Regions from separate parts of the Homo sapiens genome. Here regions 2 and 3 are each linked to region 1. A link is a contact called in ENCODE Hi-C or POLR2A ChIA-PET data. All regions are on one chromosome and are shown on one strand. Each heading gives the region's core, a stretch centred on a gene start or an enhancer-like site at or near the end of the contact. The rest is flanking DNA. Distances are from core to core; before and after follow the strand shown.

What was found. A loop is a pair of places that touch in the nucleus more often than their neighbours do. ChIA-PET counts read pairs that join two places held with the same protein, here RNA polymerase II (POLR2A). Pooled maps may share reads with other maps.
Region 2: a loop to region 1 is called in a map of mammary epithelial cell, with 7 times the contacts of the local background. The contact joins two enhancer-like sites. A Hi-C loop is called at or near these places in 1 of 168 maps with a recorded cell type or tissue (mammary epithelial cell), 1 of 37 single-sample maps with no recorded cell type and 1 of 50 pooled maps. POLR2A ChIA-PET finds 5 or more read pairs at or near these places in 1 of 52 experiments (activated naive CD4-positive, alpha-beta T cell).
Region 3: a map with no recorded cell type shows a loop between it and region 1 (1.8-fold over the local background). The contact joins two enhancer-like sites. A Hi-C loop is called at or near these places in 3 of 37 single-sample maps with no recorded cell type and 3 of 50 pooled maps.

Annotation. Positions count from the first base shown.
Region 1 is chr6:106,446,113-106,450,998 of GRCh38, reverse strand. All of the region lies in intron 1 of CRYBG1 (crystallin beta-gamma domain containing 1), which reads right to left. It also overlaps the pseudogene RNA5SP211. Among named protein-coding and RNA genes, the nearest start is that of CRYBG1, 88 kb to the right of the region's middle. RefSeq lists an enhancer at 2,628-3,129. Within about 2 kb of position 2,923, at least 8 of the 41 ENCODE cell types and tissues checked have a DNase peak (open chromatin) inside an H3K27ac peak, as active enhancers do.
Region 2 is chr6:106,869,216-106,874,101 of GRCh38, reverse strand. No RefSeq gene overlaps it. Among named protein-coding and RNA genes, the nearest start is that of LINC02532, 84 kb to the right of the region's middle. Within about 2 kb of position 1,846, at least 4 of the 41 ENCODE cell types and tissues checked have a DNase peak (open chromatin) inside an H3K27ac peak, as active enhancers do.
Region 3 is chr6:106,713,368-106,718,253 of GRCh38, reverse strand. It overlaps LOC105377927 (a long non-coding RNA gene), which reads right to left. Exons shown (of 4, transcript XR_942841.3): 3 at 4,167-4,310; 4 at 1,742-2,019. It overlaps LINC02532 (long intergenic non-protein coding RNA 2532), which reads left to right. Exons shown (of 7, transcript NR_033557.2): 7 at 12-802. Among named protein-coding and RNA genes, the nearest start is that of LINC02526, 20 kb to the right of the region's middle. Within about 2 kb of position 2,218, at least 4 of the 41 ENCODE cell types and tissues checked have a DNase peak (open chromatin) inside an H3K27ac peak, as active enhancers do.

The sequences.
Region 1 (4,886 bases), core at 1,674-4,173:
ATTGCTCTAACCCTGGTGTCCAGTTTCCCTCACCAGTAACTGATTTAGGCAAATGCCCATATGTAACTGTCTTGCTTATGTTACCACATTGATTGATGTCTCCCTGACCCTCTAAAATGTTCATACTTTGCCCTGCTTCTCTGGCCCAGTCCTGACCAATGGGATGTGAGAGGCGTCTGCTGAAGAAATGGGGGAAAAGGTCTTCTACAAGAAGAGAAAGTTTCCCTTTCCTGCAGGCCAGTGTCATGCCTGCATGTGATGAATATGATAGAACATCTTGGGACCATGTGCAGGATTAGCCTAAGGAGACTAGATTGAGGAAAAAGCAGAGAGGAAATACCTATCTCTTGATTTCTTGAAATGAGAAGCAGAATTACCTATCTCTGGAGTTCTTGTTGTGTTAGATAATAAACGTCCTATTCTTCAAGCCATTTTGACTTGGGTGTTCCTTGCTGTCTGCAGTTGAGCATCATACCTGATCCAAGGTTTGGTAGATTTTGTAAGCACAGGAATAAAGATGCCAGAGCAGAATGACAGCTTTGAATGAAGAATGCCAGTAAAGTAGAAAGAGAACTAAAAATGCAAGACCTCAGCATTTCGCAACAGAAACGGAAGCTTTTGTGGGATTTCTACAATGTTGCAAGGATATAAAGAGGAATAGAGCAAAGTGTTAACACTTTAGAAGGGCAGGAAGATCTAATCAATATGGTAATATCAGCAAGGGAGATATAGATGGGCATAATTTGTGGAACTCTATTGTGTACTTTTTTTTTTTTTTTTTTGAGACAGAGTCTCACTCTGTCACCAGGCTGGAGTGCAGTGGCATGATCTCAGCTCACTGCAACCTCCACCTCCCGGGTTCAAGTGATGCTCCTGCCTCAGCAGCTGGGATTACAGGCATGTGCCACCACACCCAGCTAATTTTTTTGTATTTTTATTGGAGACAGGGTTTCACCATGTTAGCCAGGCTAATCTCGAACTCCTGACCTTAAGTGAGCCACCTGCCTCAGCCTCCCAAAGTGCCGGGATTACAGGCGTGAGCCACTGTGCCTGGCCCCTGTACATACTTTTTTAAAAAGTCACTATTGTTTGCATTATATAAAATGTAAAGGTACATTAGCAGCAATATATTTCTTTTTGTTTTTCCTTTAGTTTCATACTATGAAAGTAATACTTGTGTACAGTAAAGACAATATATTATGCCATATATAAACACATATAAAAATACATTTCTACCTGTGAGGCTAATATCTTCTTAGGAATTTAAATACAGTATTTTTGAAGGGAAAGAGAAACACATATAGCTCAGGAGAATTTAAGTAACAACTGAAAAATACCTTAAAGTTGAAATGCTGTCATCGTCTTACCATGAATGTGTCTTACATCAAGACCTATTTTTATTAATTGTTCCAGTACCCTAAGTTAGTGTTCACCTTGTCCTTCTGCTCACAAATATGCCAAAGAAGTAGCAAACAAGAGAAGACTCCTAGGACTTGAAAGCTTATTCCAACTGCTGTGGACTTACACATTGTCAGCCATTCAAGTACTAACCAGGCCCGACCCTGCTTAGCTTCTGACATCAGACAAGATCAGGTGCATTTAGGGTGGTGTGGCCATAGATTAGACTTACACATTGTGAAAAGTCAACCACAAATGTTAGGCAGTCTGCTCCCCTTAATAGTTTTCCTTTTTGGAAAAACATATGTGCCCATTGACTGACTCCAAGTGACAAGAGAGATAAAAGCAATCTACCTGTGCTTCCTAAGCTTTGTATTGTCGGAGACGGGCACTCCAAAAAAGACCTATCTCTTCTTCCTAGATACTTACGTATTACATAATTAAAAGCTGGCAAGTGTAGCCTTTTCTATGTATTTTGCTTGTGATACAATCCCTGCTTAAAACATAGGATCCTTTTGCCTGGAAATAACAGTCCAACTCACAGAAGCCTGATAAAAAACAAAATATATTATCACATATAAAACAAAAGGGGTAGACTGAGTTGGTTTAACTAGTGTATTCCTTTGCTACTGAATTTAGTCACTGCTACATTTCTAGCTGTCACATAGAGGTATGATAATTCCTTCCTGTGTAACTTGCTTAGAAGTGGGGGAAATCTCCTCTAGAAGCCACCTAGCAGGCTTCTTTTCATACCTGCACTAAACCGATCACTGGACCCAACCCTTTGAGGCTGAGACCTGAAGGACACTACTGTGCAGAAATTAGACACCTGAAGAAGCTGAGGTTCAATTAGGAAAAAAGGAGAAGGGAGAGGGTAGAAATGGATGTCGATGTGCATTCTATCCTCTCCCTAGCTTTGTCTTGAAATATGTTCCCCACACTTGCTACACTTTGGGAGAGGTAGAGATGACACATATTTAAGATGGAATTTGAGCTACCAGAGTAGGAACTTTCATAATTTGGGCCTTGTAGCGTGTTGAACCCTGTGAACCTGCCTGCTCTCCTGATTTGGGGGATAAACTAAGTCGACACAGTGTGCTATCCAAGAGTCAGTTCTCTATACTTGGGGTCATGATCTCCCAGATGGGAGGGTACACATGGCCCTGGGGGAAGGCTTAGTTTTTCAGTGGCTAGAGGAGGTGAGGACTATCACAGACAGTTCCAGGGACGGCCCTTGCTTCACCATCATTCTAAAACAGGAACTGCTGAGTGTGTGTGGTATACCCAATAACCTCTGCTTCCCCTTGAGAGGAGGAGAATGATGGGGTGTTGGCTAAATTCCCTTTCCTCGTGACCCAGATCCAGACAGTGCTGCTGTGCACCTGGCCATGGACGCCATGATTTCACAGTTTGCTCCAGGACTTGGTTGGAGGTGAGGCAAGGTCACAGGATGTGTGGGCTGAGTGGGCTTCGCAAACAGAACTCTGCTTCAGGGCAGCTTCTTGCCCAGCCCCGGAAACTCAGGCCGTCCCAGGAGCATGTTCTACTTCCTCTCTAGAGTCAGTCACAGGCCTTCTACTCCTAGCAAGCTTACTGGACAAGTTTGTCTCCTGAAACACAACCTTCACAATGTATTACACAGAAATAATACACTTGAAATCGTGCCAAGAGGTCTCTAAGACCTAAAGCAACTTTGTAACACTATCTAGCATTCATTCTTTCAGCATTTTCTAGATCTTCCATGACATGTCATATATCAAAGCACACAAAGGTGAACAATTCCACTCCCTGCCCTCAAGGATATTAAGGTCTAGTAGACATAGGGGCTTATCGAATGGGCAGAAATATTTTCAATTCCGAATAATGGTTACCTCTGGAACTACACATAGATAAGTCTCCCTAGCCTAAAAGCCAACCTTAATAAATGTTTGCAACAGGAAAGACCAATTGGAAAGTTTGTTAACTTTTCTTTTCCAAAGGGTAATGTTTTCATTATTATTATTTTAATTTTTGTGGGTACATAGTAGATATATATATATATATATATATATATTTATGAGGTACATGAGGTACAAGCATTCAAAGTGTAATAATCACATCATCAAGAATGGGGCATCCATCCCCTCAAGCATTTATCTTTTGTGTTACAAACAATCCAATTATATTCTTTTAGTTATTTTTAAGTGTACAATTACATTATTATCACTATAGTCACCCTGTTGTGCCATCAAATACTGAGTCTTATTCATTCTTTCTATTATTTTTGTACCCAAAGGGTTAATTTTAGTTTTACTCCTGATGAGTAGGGTGTAGGTGGTCATAACAGAGGCTAAGCTTGGCTCCCTGATGAGAAATTTATGTGCCAATGGAAGCACAGTTTCCTTTGTGAATAGTCACAACTGGTCATTTATTAACGACAATAACCTCTTGGGTAAATAACATAAAACAACCGCCAAATGCTATCATATTGGTCTGCAGTCTTAGCAGAGGATAATTTATTAACTTGCTAATTATACTCCTTTGTACCTCCCTTTTCTTTTTAGCACAGATGTTATACTGCCAGAGTGAAAGTTTCAGTGTTAAGTATGGTACTTGATTTTACTCAGACTTAGAAGTAAGTGGAACATTTGCCAATTCATTCAATTATGTTTCCTTTTTATTTGGCTTACTTTAAAAAACCAGATTGCCCCTCTCCCTGGAGATTAAGTTGGTAGCAAAATTAATAACGGCAAGACTGTTTTCCCTTTCCCAAGTTAAAAGAGCCGCATGGCTATTCTCAGACAAATCCCAGAATTGTGAGACCTAAAGCTTATATAAGAAGGGGGCGGGCCTCTTTAATAAAAAGAAAAGAGAATCTCTTACTTTCTCAAGATTGACAGTGCTAGGGCCTCTCCAAAGCCCTTGAAAGTGGCCCTGATAAATCTAGTTCGAGTTTTCCTAATGTTGGTCTACACCACCAAGTTGTTCCTTAAGCATTTAAATATGTGTAGCCTAATATAAGGCAAGTTAAATAAGTTTTTTAATAATTCTTGTTTTATAGTAATGTACATCCAAAATAATAAAATGTAGCATAAAAGTTTAGGTTTAACTATAGTTTATAAGTTATAAATTGATGCTGTACTGCCATCTATTGTCTATCCAAAGAATTATTACTGTGTTCAACTGAGCCTCAGAGTTGTGATTTCAAAGTTACCAAAAAGTGCTTCCACCTGCATTGAATTGAATTATTTCCTCAAGGGAACCTAAGACACCAGATACTAGAACCACTCTTCTGAATTAAGGCATTGGTTGTAACATGCATAAGTTTTCTGGCCACAAAGGAAGGAGAAAACTTAATTCACTAACAAATGGCACTAATAGTGTGCATGGTGTTTCTTTACTGCAACTGCTAAATGGTAGAGAGCAACCATTTACTGAGCAACCTCTTTCCTGCTAACATTAGACCCTGTATTAGATTACGGACACATACCATCAGATAATGCTAGACC
Region 2 (4,886 bases), core at 597-3,096, 420 kb before region 1:
AACTTTAAACTGCTCAAAACGTAAGTCTATTAATTAAAAGAAAACAAAAAGATCTGAAAAGAGTGTGGGAAGAAGGATGCCATGAGGGGAGACAGGGAAAGTATGACCAACACAAACATGAATCTTTCTAAGTAACCACATGACATATTTCTTTTTTTTTTTTTTAGACGGAGTGTCGCTCTGTTGCCCAGGCTGGAGTGCAGTGGCGTGATCTCGGCTCACTGCAAGCTCTGACTCCCGGGTTCACGCCATTCTCCTGCTTCAGCCTCCCAAGTAGCTAGGACTACTGGTGCCCACGACCACGCCTGGCTAATTTTTTTGTGTTTTTAGTAGAGACGGGGTTTCACCGTGTTAGCCAGGATGTTCTCGGTCTCCTGACCTTGCAAGCCGCCCGCCTTGGTCTCCCAAAGTGCTGGGATTACAGGCGTGAGCCACCACGCCCGGCCCCACATGGCATATTTCTGATGTGGTGTTTCCTAGCACCCAGGAGTCCAGCAGTTTAGTTTATATCATTAAACTTAAATGGATTTAAGTTACTGGTCAATTGAACAGCATTCTGGTGTTCACCATTTTAGAACTACTAATGGTATCACAGACTGCCCTCTAAGGGGGGTAGGGGAAGAAGAAAAGAAGTTTTCAACTGAGTTTATAGGCAAGGAATAGAAAAGCCCAGAAGCCTTTGTAGTTCATAGCACTTGAACAGCTCTTCAAATAAACCTTCTGAAGTTCTGGAGTTGTAGTTAGAGCTGTCAGACTTGAGCAACCTTGAAATAGAATGATTATGAGATTTAAGGTGGTGGTCTGTGCTGCATTCGCGATATTTATCCCACTCGTCTGTGTGCACGTGTGTATGTGTGTGTGTGTGCGTGTGTATGAGAGAGAGAGAGATGGGAGAGAGAGTGCCTGCCTGAGATCCAGAGAGACCAAAAGGAAGGATAGGTTATGTTCATCTTCACTAATTCCTTGAAGTGGCAGAGTCTTAACCTGACCTGGCTTTTCTTTTATATTTATTTGATGGAACTACCCATATCTCTTAATCAATATGTCTTTGTACTCATATTTTTTAAGGCCATTTCCTGCTTCTTCCCCTTTTCACAGTGCCATTTTTTTTTTTTTTTAAAGAAAATGCTGTTAATACATTCAAAATCTTTCCTCTGCTGCCATGTTGCAGTTACATTGCTTACTAATTTATTCTCCTCCTTCTTAATGGTATAGCTATCCTCTTCTGGATAAATGGAGTCTAATAACATTTCATCCTCTGCCATCTGGCTTATCACTGGCTTGGAGACACAGCTCTGGGATTTTAGGTAGCCTCAGTTTGAGATGACCCAAATATTGCAAGGGCAGTCAAAACAATAGACAGATCAATTTTCACAACTTTGTACCGGATAAGTTTAGAAGGCAACTGCTACTTTTTGAAGAACAGAAAACATGTGAATGTTGTCTCTTATGGAGAGCCAGAAGGCTAAGAGAGGATGTAGTTCTTGTCCCAGACAAATGTGTGATCTTGAGAAAAATTACTTAACTTGCCCAAGACTCAAAGGCTTTATATGTAAATTAAAGACTTTTTCCTGCTGAAAGGCAGAGGACTGGACCTTTGTTTCAACCAGATTTAAGGTTCTGTCAGTACTAGAATGTAAGAAACACTACCCACCTACACTGATAGATTTTAAACTTCTCCAAGGCAGAGTTGGGTCATATTTCCCTTGAATACCCCTACAGCTCATGGCACACTATTAGTCATCTTAACAGCCACCCTTTGCTGAACAATTTATGAGCCACGTACCTGCCTGGGGACTCAAACTTGTTCAGCAGTGGTTATTAGGAGAAGAGAAGGAAGGGAGTGGGCCACAGTGTGGGGCCTACAGCCTACCCAAGGGCCTCCAGCTCCTGAGAGCAGGCAGCTCTCCGGTGTTGGCATGCACTTCCCAGGATCTAAAGGAGAGATCTTTATCTCTTCTCAGGCCATGCACCGGCATATACACAGCTTCAGGGCAGAGACAGCTGGAAAAGTGTGTCCAGGGCAGAGGCAGCTGGAAAAAAAGTAAGTATTCATACTCCTTTTTTTTTTTTTTTTTTTTTTTTGAGACAGAGTCTCCCTTAGTTGCCGAGGCTGGACTGCGGTGGCACAATGCCGGCTCCCTCCCTCTGCCTTCCGGGTTCAAGCGATTCTCCTGCCTCAGCCTCCTGAGTAGCTGGGATTACAGGCATGTGCCACCACGCTCGGCTAATTTTTGTATTTTTAGTAGAGACGGAGTTTCATGTTGGCCAGGCTGGTCTTGAACTCCTGGCCTCAAGAGATCTGCCCGCCTTGGCCTCCCAAAGTGCTGTGATTACAAGCTCTATCCACTGAGCCTGGCCCATAAGTTTCTTCTAATACACAAACAAAGCTCAGCTGTTGGGCTGCACTGGGCTGCTTGGGTTGTGGATGGAGAAAAACATCAGAAAATTATCCAAATTAGGATGAAAAAGTTCAGTAAGAAGTGAGAGCAGAGGTGGAGAAGGCAAGAGTATGGGAGAAGATGAGAGGGACTTAGGGAAGCAGCTGTCTTCATGACAGGCCTAGGGGAGAAGATTTTCCAGCTAGGATTTGAGAGTGTTTCTCTGTGTGTTATAGGAGTGTAATTCCTCTTTCTGGGCTACAGCCCCCTGCCCTGAGACTTCCAGGAAATGTAAAATGACTCTTTAAGATGTTTTACATTCAGATTTTCTTTTTTCTGCCACCTGGTGCTAAAATGGGCCTAGGGAAGGCCCAGGCTTAGGTTGAACTGGCAGGAAAAGCTTTTCTCAATAACCAGAATCAAGTGGCTCTGCTGACAGCCCTCGGTTTTCAAAGGATCTTGCCAATGGGAAGGATTATGCATAGTGATAGGCAGAGTTAATATGTAGCAAAGTCTTGCAGATGGTTGGAAATGCAGGCCCAACAGATTCTTCCCTCATAAAAAGTGCCAACAGTTTCTTCCCTCATCTCTAATGAATGAGTAATTACAAAGCACCTTCCCATCCATTGTTCCACCTTTGTACCCACGATAACCTATTGAACTAGGCATGGTAAACTAATACAACTCCTACTTAGTAGACAATGTTCAGTGACCTGCCCAATTCACAGAGCTAAGAAGGGCCAGACCTGGGCAAGAATCCAGATCTTCTGACTCAATTTATCTTCATTTGTCTAGGCTCCTTGCCATCTCAGTCTGTCTACCGACAGTAGCACCCCTTCATTCTACCTCCCTGCACTCCCCTCCACCCCCTTGATCATCCCAGGCTTGAATATGGAAGTTGAGGTTTTAGGTCCAAGTGCAACAGAAAACATAATGGCTAAAAAGCCCAAGAGCCTTTTTGCATGTTGCATATATCTTAATGGGAGATATAGAGCTTTTTGTTATTAGTGGGACCTGGGCTCAGTAAATTTGGGGTGATATAACTTACCTATAAATTATAAAATCCAGGAAATAAACCACAAGATAAATACCTCACCCTTCTCCATGTGCCATGCCTTACAATCAACCTGTTGTGGGAAATAACTGGAAGTGAGGGATTAGTCCCCTGAATACATAGAACATTATCTTCTGTATTTTTATTTTTTAGAGACAGAGTCTGGCTCTGTCACCCAGGCTAGAGTGCAGTGGTGTGATCATAGTTCATTGTAACCTCAAACTCCTGGGCTCAACCATTCTTCCACCTCAGCTTCCTGAGTAGTTGGGACTACAGGCATGTGCCACCATGCCCGGCTACATTGAACATTATCTTGACAATGCTCCCTAACCATATAAAACAAAATACTTCAAAACCATCAAGGCATATTTGGAATTCTCCAAGCATACTCAAGGTAAGTATCTGCCTCAGGCCTGTTTAGTATTTCTATCAGCAGCTTGAAAAGTAATGTGAAAGGAATGTTCATAGATTGTTCATAAGGCCAAAGCTGAGAGAGATGGCTCATTTACTGTGTGTAGTTATGGGGAGGCAAAGCTGTAATGCCAGGAGGCCACATATTGAGCAGCTTCTGTGTTCATCCAAACATTTTCAGCTCTCAGGCCCTAGACCTGCTCATTTCCAAGCAGTTTCAACTTCTTGGATATCATGGCCACATCCTGGACCTTGCTATTACTCAGGACTGCTTCAGCTCATGCACTTCCAGCATCATGCTCTCTAAGCACAGTCTTTCAGCTCTTGTTTCTGACTCTCTATTTCACCTATTCTGAACGCATCCACTTCTTGTTGCTACCAACTTCCTTTCTTTCTACATTAGTGAGTCCCACCACTTCCTACCTAGCTTCAAGTCAGAAACTTGGATATTCCCCTCCTATTCCCCTTACTACCCCAGACTTGAATATTGAAGGAGTTCTGAATATACTACCTCACCCTTATGCCAATTTGTCATAAGGAGTGTTTTGCGCTGGAGGCAACTAAGAAGCAGCCAACGTAGGAAGAGCTTTTTGCCTTCCCCCTCTCTGTCTAAAAGCAGGACATAAATTTCCCTATGTGAAGGTGTTCCCCCTCCCCTTTCCCGTATCAGAGAAGAACAACCCTATCACTGCAGACAGAAAAATTGGCACTAAGATGGGACCGCACAAACAAACCTTACTAAAATAAAGCCCCAGCTGTCATTAGTTTCCCTCATATATTTACCTTTCAGCAATTCATCACCTCTAGAAGCCCAAACCCCCTTTCCTTCGTCTTGTCACTTCTTCACAACTTTATCACACTTTGTTAAAGTGGTATATAAACCCCTGGTCTAACTGCCTCTTTTGATCTTTTCTTTTTCTCCATGAAGACCTTTGCGCACCTAATAAAATTACACTATTTACATCAAATACAATTTGTAGCTAGGTATGGTGGCACGTACCTATAATCTTAGCTACTGGGGAGGGTGAGGTGGGAGGACT
Region 3 (4,886 bases), core at 969-3,468, 270 kb before region 1:
TTTTATTTTAGGTGCTAGAGATGACACTGCAGAGTAGAGAACAAAGGAATCTTAGTAATTGTTCAATCCAATCTCCACACTTTAAAGATGAAGAAACTGGTATTGAGAAAAATACACAGCTTATCCAAGGTTGCACTGCTGGTTGGTAGCTGAGATGAATTTAGAACCCACATCTGATGACTACACCATATTGCTCCCAGTTTTCCTGTCTGTTCCACATGTAAAAGTCTGACTCTTCACTTCTCCTTTGAGTATATAGACTTTTAACATTTTTGTATGTCAAGATGGACTTTTCCTCATACCCAGCCCCTGCCTTTTCTCCTCCCTTCATACCTTGCAGGATCTTTAACAGAATTTAAAAGGAGTTTTTTGTTTTGTTTTGATGTATCTAATAAAAGTCAAGGGAGGGAGAGGGCCAGTATAAGCAAGAGTACAGTTTCCTAGTTTGTAGATGCGGTAGTCTGAGGAATCAGAAACACACAAAGGTTTGGAGAACTGGTACATGCTCCCAGGTGGGAAGCCAGGACTCTTGGTAGGATCTTGAGGACAAGGCAAAGGACAATAAGAGAGCGAGGGGATCCTAGAGGTGGAATCAAGGAAGAGAAACTAGAGAGAGAAAAAGGAACTGGCTATCCATCCATGATGGATCCTGTGTGGACTGATGGGTGGCTTGGCATCATCCTTTAGTAGACTTCATGTGGTTGAATAATTGGCCAATGGAAGGAATTTCTTTTTTGGTAACAGACTCTGTGTGTACAGTTATGGGTCTTAATTTATAATAAAAGGTTACATTGAAAATTGAGCATATTGGCAACTTTGGGCTTTAATATTACTACTGTGCTATTTAGGTCCCAACCATCCTAGCTAATCTGGGCATTCTTGAAACAGCTCTCATTATTGGTATGTCAAACCGTCTCATAGGGCATGTACTTAACAAAAGTGGAGTGAAGGGTTCAGGATGCATAAATGGGGTGAAGCTCGTGGTATTCCATTCCTTTTTACTGAAGCCACTCCTACCAGCTGCCTTCTAGATTGTTCACCTTATATGAGCATGGTGCAGTATAGAAGTTGTAGACTTTGGCCTCAGACAGATCTAAATTCTAATCTCAGATCACTACTTCCTGGTTGAGGACAAGATTTCTTTAACCACCCCAAGTCCCAATTTTCTCATGTCTAAAATGGCAGAAATAATGTGTACTTTGCAGGGTTGTTGTGAGAGTTAAGTAATATGGGTAATGCACTTGGGACAGTGCTTCACACAAAATTGTCAGTAAATGGTGATCTTTCTTTTCCTGGCACTACAAAGCTGAGGAGAGGAGGGAGGGAGGGAGATGAATGTCTGGAGGAAGAAAGGGCAGGAGTTTCTTCATCTTTGAGTGAAGGAGCATTGAGGGTTAGCAGGGATATAGGAATAGTGAGTTGGCTGGGAAGAAAAAAAGGATTAAAAGAGGAAAAGAATAGGAAAAAAGAAGGATACCATGGAGAAAATGGGCAACGGCCCCAGAAAGAAGAGCAAGAATGGCAGTGATGGTGAGCATTGCTGGAATGATGGAAGGTTCTCCGGCCCCGGTGATGCGTGGGCACCACCGGAGAGCTTGTTAGAAATGCAGAGTCTCTGTCCCTCCCCAGACCCTCTGAATCATAATTTGCAATTTAATGAGAGGTCCCCAGGTGATTCCCATATCCATTAATTCTGCAGAGTTGATGTTTTCATCTGCGGTGGCGGGGGGCGGGGGGGGGGGGTGCGGTGGGGGTGCGGCAGGTGTTCAGCAGATTCAAATCAAGAGGAAGTCCCCAAGGGCTTTAGGTTATCTCTAAATTTATCAGGAAGACTTCCCATCGAAGTGGGTTGAGATCCAGGATGTGTCACTTTCCTTTGTATTCTGATCTGGCTGGTCTGGACAGAGGTTCTGCAAACCAGAGTCATGCTGTGGACTCAGGGATTCTTGGAACTTCTCGTCTGAATCCAAAGTAGCAGGTGTGAAGGAACAAGGAAGTGGAGTGGTGAACATTATTTGTCTATAGAGGAAACAGGAAGAGAATGGGGATTCTTCTTTTAGACACATCTGGCAAGTGAGGCAGTCATCCTGCACCGCACCCTCCTCCCTGCGCCTTCAGCTCCCGGTGCCCTACCTTTTCTCTGAGCAACAGAAGCACTTTTGTCTGCATTTAGGTTGCTCATCACTGGTGCATTGGAAAGAACACTGGGCTAATGCCTTCGGGCAAGCCACTTCACCACCCTGGCTCCAGTCTCCTCATATGCAAGAAGGGCTTAAAATTGTGATGGTAGGTGCCCAGGGTTTCCCAGTGCAGTGGGGACTGGAACTGTGGTCTTCTGGTGACTGTTTCTACCTTATGGTACTCTCAAGTCAGCAGGTAGCCAGGTGATAAAAGGGAAAGAAGCTGCTGGGTGTAAAATTAAAAAGCGGCCCTCCCCTGGGGCCAGCGGGAGCGCAGAAACAGTTGCTGTTCAGTCTTGCCACTTGTCAGCATGAGGGAATTTGGGCCCAGGATAGCCAGACAATCTTTTTTTCCAAGAAAAACTAGAAGTCCAGACTTTTCTGTTAGATTTTCTTAGTTTTTTTTAGAGACTCTGAATTCATTAAACACACACACACACACACACACACACACACACACACACACACACAAAATGAGAAAACCTGCTGCTCATACAAAACAAATCTGAGGGCAGAGTTTTGAAGACTGGCAGTGAATTCATTGAAAAAAACAAAAACAAAAACACAATGAAAAAACCTGCTGCTCATACAAAACAAATCTGAGGGCTGCAGCAGCTCACAGGATGCCAGTGTGTGACGTCTTTCCTAAGTCTTTTAAAAGAGAATTGACATTTTCATTAGACTTGAAATAGGTAAACAGGACAAAGACTCTGGAGTAGCTGCTTACCCCAGTATGGCAGGCCCTGGCAATGCCTCCCCCAGGGATATAAAAACATGGATTTCGCTGGTTGTGGTGGCTCACCCCTGTAATCCCAACACTCTGGGAGGCCTAGTCGGGTGGATCATCTGAGGTCAGGAGTTTGAGACCAGCCTGGCCAACACGGTGAAATCCCGTCTCTACTAAAAATACAAAAAAATTAGCCAGGCATGGTGGTGCACGCCTATAATCCCAGCTACTCAGGAGGCTGAGGCAGGAGAATCGCTTGTATCTGGGAGGCGAAGGTTGCAGTGACCCAAGATCGCGCAATTGCACTCCAGCCTGGGCAAGAGGAGCGAAACTCTGTCTCAAAAAAAACAAAAACAAAAACAAAATCACACATACATACGGATTTGCCCTTCTTGATGGACACAGTTTGAATAAAATATAGTTGCCATACCCTTTCCATTGCAACTAAACATAAAAATACAAGAATATTCAATAAGTCATACACTATGGGATGAAAAGAGCATGTCATAATTAGCTGATTAACCACTGTCATCCTCTTGTCATATGCTGATACATGAGTAATGTATGTTTGGATTATTGATTGCATCCAAGCTAGGATTCCTTTGTGGCATCAGCAGAAGGACACGGTGACCACAGAGGTCCACCTCAAGTTACTACCTTTTGTGAAGTGATAATGGGGTGCACAGCCAGGTGTAATTCAAGCACATCTTCCTACAGGCAGTGGGTGGTTATGGCTGCACTGCTGTCGCTGTATTGCTTGCAGCCTTAATGGGAATCTTTATTGAAACGGAAATCTAATTCCATTTAGGTTAATAATATGCTCACTCAATCTTCCTTCCCAGAACTAGCCTGATCTTTACACCTTCTGAGGGGAAACTGGCAGTGATTCCTCACTGCAGGTGGATATCTCATCAGATAAAGCAGGGTTAGGAAAAATTTACATTTTTACTCCAAGCCATTTTGGTTGCTTTTTTTCATAATGAAAGTGCAGTAACTCTCTCTTATCTCTGCATGCAGTGGTGGTAAAAATGTGTAGGACCACAGTAGTTGGCATTTGTCTCCCAGATAGGCCAGCCTGAAACTTGGGAGTGGAATGAGCTTGTATTCAAGCTGTTGTTAACCAGGACTGTAGCTATTCATTCCAGCTCTACTCTTTTCATCCAGGCTATTGCATGATCAATGGCTATGGGAATAACTTACAGGGCCAAAAGAGGGTTCTGGGAATGTGATAATTTGGATGCAATTTCTATCTTTCCCACCTCCGACTCCAAAAGTTCTTCCTTCTGGACTCAAACAGCTGCTAACTCCTGTGGATGGCTGGGTGCCAGTGAGGCCTCAGGCTTTGGTGGGTTCCAAGCATACAGAATTGTAAGCTTCCTTCTTCCAGTGGGCTGGGCAGGTGCCTAGAGAATAATGTCAAAGGTGAACAAGGGAAGACAGTCAATCCTGAGTGGAGAGGGGCTGTCAGGGCTAATGTCAACACAAGCCTAGTGTGACTGTGCTGGGTTTTCCTAGCTGAAGGGGCCAAGGAGGAGCTGAATGGGAGACTGAGTCCTCTACCTGGAAGCTGGGGCAGTGTGAGAAGTTTGGGGAGTTTCCTACAGGTGATTAGCAGGGGGCTGGCGGCTTCTACAATTCAGTCTGTGGGGACCTTCTGCCACCCATGGGGCTCCCGCCACTTAGAACACACAAGCCACCAAACCCTGAGACCTATGAGCCCACAGAAAAAAATAACAACCCATTTTAAAAAGGGCCAGCAGCCAGAGAGAGAGGAGAATCAGTTAGAAAAGCAGAACACACTCCCAGCAAGCTAAAGCTTGGAGAGGAGTGTCTGAGTCGGGGAGGGGTGGGGATAGGAGCTTAAATGAGAAAATAGCAACTTTTGGTGGGTGGAAGGAGAGGGAGAAATAAGATTCTAAGGGGCTAATGAGGGGAGGAGAGAGAAAGTAAAATGATCCTAAAGCTCTCATCTTGTTAGA